Regions from separate parts of the Homo sapiens genome. Here region 2 is linked to region 1. A link is a loop called in an ENCODE intact Hi-C map of the cell type or tissue named here. Cell type or tissue: A673. All regions are shown on one strand. Each heading gives the region's core, and the rest is flanking DNA. Links, peaks and the distances in the headings are about the cores only.

What was found. Peaks named below come from ENCODE experiments on the same cell type or tissue, not always from the same donor. Only the 100,000 strongest peaks of a DNase experiment are listed, where the experiment ranks them.
Region 2: a loop joins it to region 1, with 7 times the contacts of the local background. A loop is called at or near these places in 80 of 110 quality-filtered maps.

The regions. Positions count from the first base shown.
Region 1 is chr5:67,208,090-67,210,896 of GRCh38, reverse strand. No RefSeq gene overlaps it. Among named protein-coding and RNA genes, the nearest start is that of CD180, 13 kb to the right of the region's middle. In A673, for the core only: CTCF peaks have their summits at 1,314 and 1,515 (motif pointing right); a DNase peak (open chromatin) is centred at 1,566.
Region 2 is chr5:66,806,757-66,809,563 of GRCh38, reverse strand. All of the region lies in intron 3 of MAST4 (microtubule associated serine/threonine kinase family member 4), which reads right to left. Among named protein-coding and RNA genes, the nearest start is that of MAST4-AS1, 200 kb to the left of the region's middle. In A673, for the core only: a CTCF peak has its summit at 1,667 (motif pointing left); a DNase peak (open chromatin) is centred at 1,643.

The DNA.
Region 1 (2,807 bases), core at 277-2,776:
CAGAATCCAATCTGGAGTACATTTTATGAAAACGATGAGGAGGAAGCAGAAACAGCCTGTGTGGGTGACTTATTCTTGAAGTTTGGCTTGGAAAGTGCATAAAGAAAGCAGATAGTTGCTATGAATATTGGATCCAGGAAAGCTTTTTTTAATTCTTATTTTCATATGGCAGAGTTTAGGGCAATTCCATATGATTTGGAAAATGACCCAAAAACAGAAATGGTTGGAAATGCAGGTGAGAGTGGGGCTACCTGCTGAAGCCTGAGAAGGCAGAAACAGAGGATTCAGAGAGCAGGTCTCAATCCTGGCTGTAGTTTAGGATCCCCTGGGGACATTTTTTAAAAATCCCCACACCCAGCCTAAACCCAAGACAAATAACATCAGACTTTTTTTTTTTTCTTGGAGACAGAGTCTTGCTCTGTCGCCCAGGCTGGAGTTCAGTGGTATGATCTCGGCTCACTGCAAGCTCCGCCTCCCAGGTTCACGCCATTCTCCTGCCTCAGCCTCCCGAGTAGCTGGGACTACAGGTGCCCGCCACCACACCCAGCTAATTCTTTTTTTTGTATTTGTGGTAGAGACGGAGTTTCACCGTGTTAGCCAGGATGGTCTCGATCTCCTGACCTCGTGATCCGCCTGCCTCGGCCTCCCAAAGTGCTGGGATTACAGACGTGAGACATCAGACTTTTTGCTTTGGAACCCAGGCATCAATCATTGTCAAATCTCCCCAGGTGATCCCAATGAGTGGTTCCGGGGATTCAGAGCACACTTGGAAGGTGTGGCAGGGCATCCAGGTGCATGTGCTGGCACATGGAGAGGTAGGTTTGAAGGTTTGGTGGGTGTAAATTAAGGAATTCCTAACTTCAGCTTTCTATTTCCAAAATTCAAGGCAAGGTCATATACTAAGCATGTGCTGAACATGTATGGAAGAAGGGGGAGGCTAAGGGGTGAAGAAACGTAAAGATGACACAGTTCATCCTGAGAGTGGAAAAGGGAAGATGCCCCATCTGGAGAACTATGGCAAGAATGCCGGGCAGACTGGGAGTTTATAGCCATGCCATCCGGCCATTCATTCCCCTGACAGTTGTCAGACAGATACCAAACTAGGGGATGGGGCTCAAACATAAGAAAGACATTGTCCCTGACCTCACAGATTTCGCAGTTCAATGGAGGAGGGACACATATTAACAAACAGAAGATTCAGGTGCTACAATTGAGTCACACAAGAGAAATTGGGAACTCTAACCCTTGGGGAGACAGAAGCCATCTCCTCGGCACATAGGATGCTCCTGAGACGTGCTCCTTAATCTCCAAGCACCTTACTGTTGTGGGAAAACAAAGGGAGATACAGCTCAGTCCATATCCTCCAGGGATCGCTAACGCAGCCCCAAAACAGTTATGACACATCAGCAGCACCGTGCCACATGGGGCCTCCAAGCAGGAGAAAGTCTGGAAGGGCGGCAAGACTGAGGTCAACACGAATTTTCAGGTGGTAATCTTCAAGTGACATTCAGAAAGTGGTCACTAGGTGGCAGGGTTAACATTTGCAAAATAACTCCTGCCACTGCCTACCGTGTAGGAATGAACCTGACAACACTCCATGCCAAAAACCCAAGCTTCCAGGCCTGCCTGCAGTTTGCTGTGCCGAGGTAGCCAGCAAGAAGAGTAATCAGTCAATGATGATTTCAGGTGGCTGTTTAATCTGAACTCACTAGCCCGTGTTTTTTTGGTTTCATTTCTCTCCAGTTCATATGTGCCTCTTGAGCACTTGAAATGTAGACTGAGAAACTGAATATTGAATTTTATTTCATTTTAACTTGTTTAAACATTAAACATTATTACTCGATTCAGTGGTTGAAAAACTCTTAAGTGTGCCTGGAACAACTTGGTTATGTCAATCTAGTTTTTTGGCTATGAATTTTATGAAATCTAAATACGGATCAAATATTTCCAATGAAAATATAGGGCCAAAATTGAGATGTGCTGGAAATGTAAAACAAGCCCTGGATTTTGAAGACATAGTATAAAGTTAGAAGGTGAACATCTCATTAATATTTCACATCAGTTACATTGATTTTATATGATTGCAATAATATTTTGATATATTGAGTTAAATAAAATATATTCCTGAAATTAATTAATTTTTCACTTTGGGGCAGGGAGGACTGCCATGTCATTTATTAAGAGAAAGCAAAATGAAGCAAGGAGCTGCTCTGGGAACACACAGGGTGATGGCACAAGAACACAATAGCTAGTGTGTCCCACAGTCCCGGAGGCCCCTGCCCGCTTCCTCCACCAGGGCCTGCCCAGGGTCTCAGGGTGGCCTCCCTACCCTGCTTCCCTCCAGACCCCTTCCATCCCCTTGGAAGGGCATCCTCCCTCCTTACAGGGCCAGGTATTTTTCTCTGGATTTAACCAGACAACGACATTTTATTTTCTGTTCATCTCCTCCAACCACCCAACTCCCACCTCCTCCCACTTCTCTTCCCTGCCTCCCTTTTGACTGAAGAATCCCTGCTCCCTTGGTCTTCCAGTGAGGCCGCAGTGACTAAAGGGGACCCCTTCCCATCCACTCATCCCCACCCTGGTCCAGTTTCCCAGACCCCGATGCAGTTGGTTGTAAATTCTTCCAGGAGCTGTTTTCTGTCTCCTTTTTGGGAATTTTTTTAAAGTAAAAAACTTAAAACAGAAGTTTAAAAAGCAAAATGTGGAAGAAGAAAGCAATGACAGATTTGTTTCGTGGTTTTTTTTTTCTTTCTAAGGTGGGCTACTAGAAAACTTACAGTTGCATATGTGGCTCCCATTTCTAC
Region 2 (2,807 bases), core at 237-2,736, 400 kb after region 1:
AACAACCCTGTGGGCTACCTTTTCCTTTCTCATATATCCCTGTATTTAAAAAGCTACTGTGAAAATGCAAATCAGCAGCGATGAAGGAAGGAACACGACAACAGGATGACTGAACCTCTTCCTCCCAGGAAGATTATCCCCCAAATGAGGACACTACAAGTTGTTGTTGATCAACTGCCAATCACAACTATACAGTTCTGAATTTGTAATGGTGACATGGGTGACCATTAAGGCTCCTCTAGTTGATTAGAAAAGTGACATGTGGCAAGAACATTTCTAATTAGTGATCACTGTAGAAATGCCTTAAGGAACAGCTCCACTTAAGTTTTCTCCCAGATGAATTCATACGCCTTTCCCTCTGAGTCCAAAGCCAACTGTCTGAACACCACATTTTGGTGGCTGAGGGGAAGTTCTGTTTCAAACTATGTAGAGAAAGGCATCAAGAAAGAAAAATGTAGAATGCAGGAGATGTATACCTGCTGACAGGCAGCCACAGTGTAATCAACAGTTAGGAATGATCCCTCTGATCCAAGGAGAAATTCTAGGTCTCATTTTTTAAGTACCCTCAGAAAAGAAATACCTCTTCAGCTCCCAGTGAAGTGCTATACAAAAATGCTTCTTACAATTCAGAGTCTGGCTCATCTCTATTGCGTGGGTTTAATTTCCACGAAGGCAGGGAAAAGGCTGGTCTGGGACACATGCACCGCCTCCAGTAGAACACAGGTGCCTCCTGAGCTGCTCCAGATTTTGTTTAAATCACCTGAACACGATTCCACCAGAACACAGAAGGTAAGGCAGAGAAAATGTGTGTTTAAATATTCTGAGATAAATGTCTGGGCTACGGGATCAGGCACTACCAAATGCAGGGCAAAAGGATGCTGTGAACGCAAGTGATGTTTCTGAAGCACTCTCTTGTGCCCTGGCCCTGATCTGGCAATGGGAGAGGACACAGAGACACGACACTGGCTGGGCTTCAAGGAGTCCAAAGTTTCATGGGAGAACAGGTAGGTTAACAAAAAGTATAATTAGCCTAAAATTCGCACACAATACTACTTTTAAAAACAGAACATTCTTCTTGCTTGATTTGACCTCTGCATTATCTTTAAATATAAAGTATTCTGAACCAAAAAAAAACCTAATTTAGTTAATAGGGGCTATTTGACATGAATGTTAAACTGAGTTGTTTAGAAAACCAGAACAGAGCTTCGCAAGCCAGAGGGGCTGCCCAGCCTGCACAGGGCATGCCTACAAGAATGGGACCTGCCATTTAACACTTCACCTCCTTCATGAGACAGCAGCACTATCCACGAGTCCCCCTGAGCAGTCCTGTAAAAAACTACCTAACAACCTCAGGCTGCGGTGTAAAGCAATGCTCTTCCCACAAAATTCCGCTGGACTGAACACGACAGAATGATTAGATTCATGTCTCCCACTTGGCGAGCTGAAGACTGTGACACGGAAGCTGGGAAAAGAGTGCATTGGACATTCCACCTCAAGACTGTCTGCAGAGTTTCAAACACATGTAGTAATAGAAGAAAGGGCAAGGAAAAACATGTGCAGTGAAGACCAGGGTGGCACAGTAAACATTATCCTTGGAGTGAGTCAACTGTTCTTTTCCATCATAGCCTCAAGGCAGAGGGAGGTGGATGCTGCCATCTAGAGATATCCAGGAATATCGGCTTTGATATCAATGCAGCCAACACAAAAGCACTGATGGGAGTGGAAGTGGAAGACGGCACAGTCTTAGGGAAGCAGCTGCCTGAGGGACCCATTCTTTCTGGAACCAGGTCCTCATCCAGTTTAGGGAGAGGGCGAGGAGGAAATGCCCAACAGACAGGATGCCTTTAGCCCTACGGTTCCCATGAGTATGAGAATGCAAATTCCTCTATGCAGGGAAAGTGGGGCACAGAGAATTAGAGGAATGAGTGGGAAGAGATCAAATGTGGGAACAGTTAATGGATACACATAAAAATAGAAAGAATGAATAAGACCTACTATATGAAAGCACAACAGGGTGACTACAGTCCGTAATAATTTAATTGTACATTTTTTTTTTTTTTTGAGACGGAGTCTCGCTCTGTCGCCCAGGCCGGACTGCGGACTGCAGTGGCGCAATCTCAGCTCACTGCAAGCTCCGCTTCCCGGGTTCACGCCATTCTCCTGCCTCAGCCTCCCGAGTAGCTGGGACTAAAGGCGCCCGCCACCGCGCCCGGCTAATTTTTTGTATTTTTAGTAGAGACGGGGTTTCACCTTGTTAGCCAGGATGGTCTCGATCTCCTGACCTCATGATCCACCCGCCTCGGCCTCCCAAAGTGCTGGGATTACAGGCGTGAGCCACCGCACCCGGCCAATTGTACATTTTTAAGTAACTAAAAGAGTGTAATTGGATTTTTAACATGAAGGATAAATGCTTGAGGGGATGGATACTCTTTCTCCATGATGTGATTATTACACATTGCATGTCTGTATCAAAACATCTCATGTACCCATGACTATATGCACCTATTATGTACCCACAAAAATTAAAAGCTTTTTAAAAATTTAATGTAGATAAGAGTGATGTGAGACATGGTACCCAGGACAAAGGGTTAGTACCTGCTACCACATTGAAGCCCTCAGAGTTCCACTGCCAGATTATGAACCACAGGAAAGGAAAATGGGGTTAGAGAGAAAGCCAAAGGAAGAAATTAGAATCACACAGGCAAGAAAACCAAGGAGATATGAAATTGAGCCCAAGACTGGCATCTTGGGGAAAACAGGAGATGTAATAAAAAAGTACACATTTTCTATCACATGTTACTAGGATG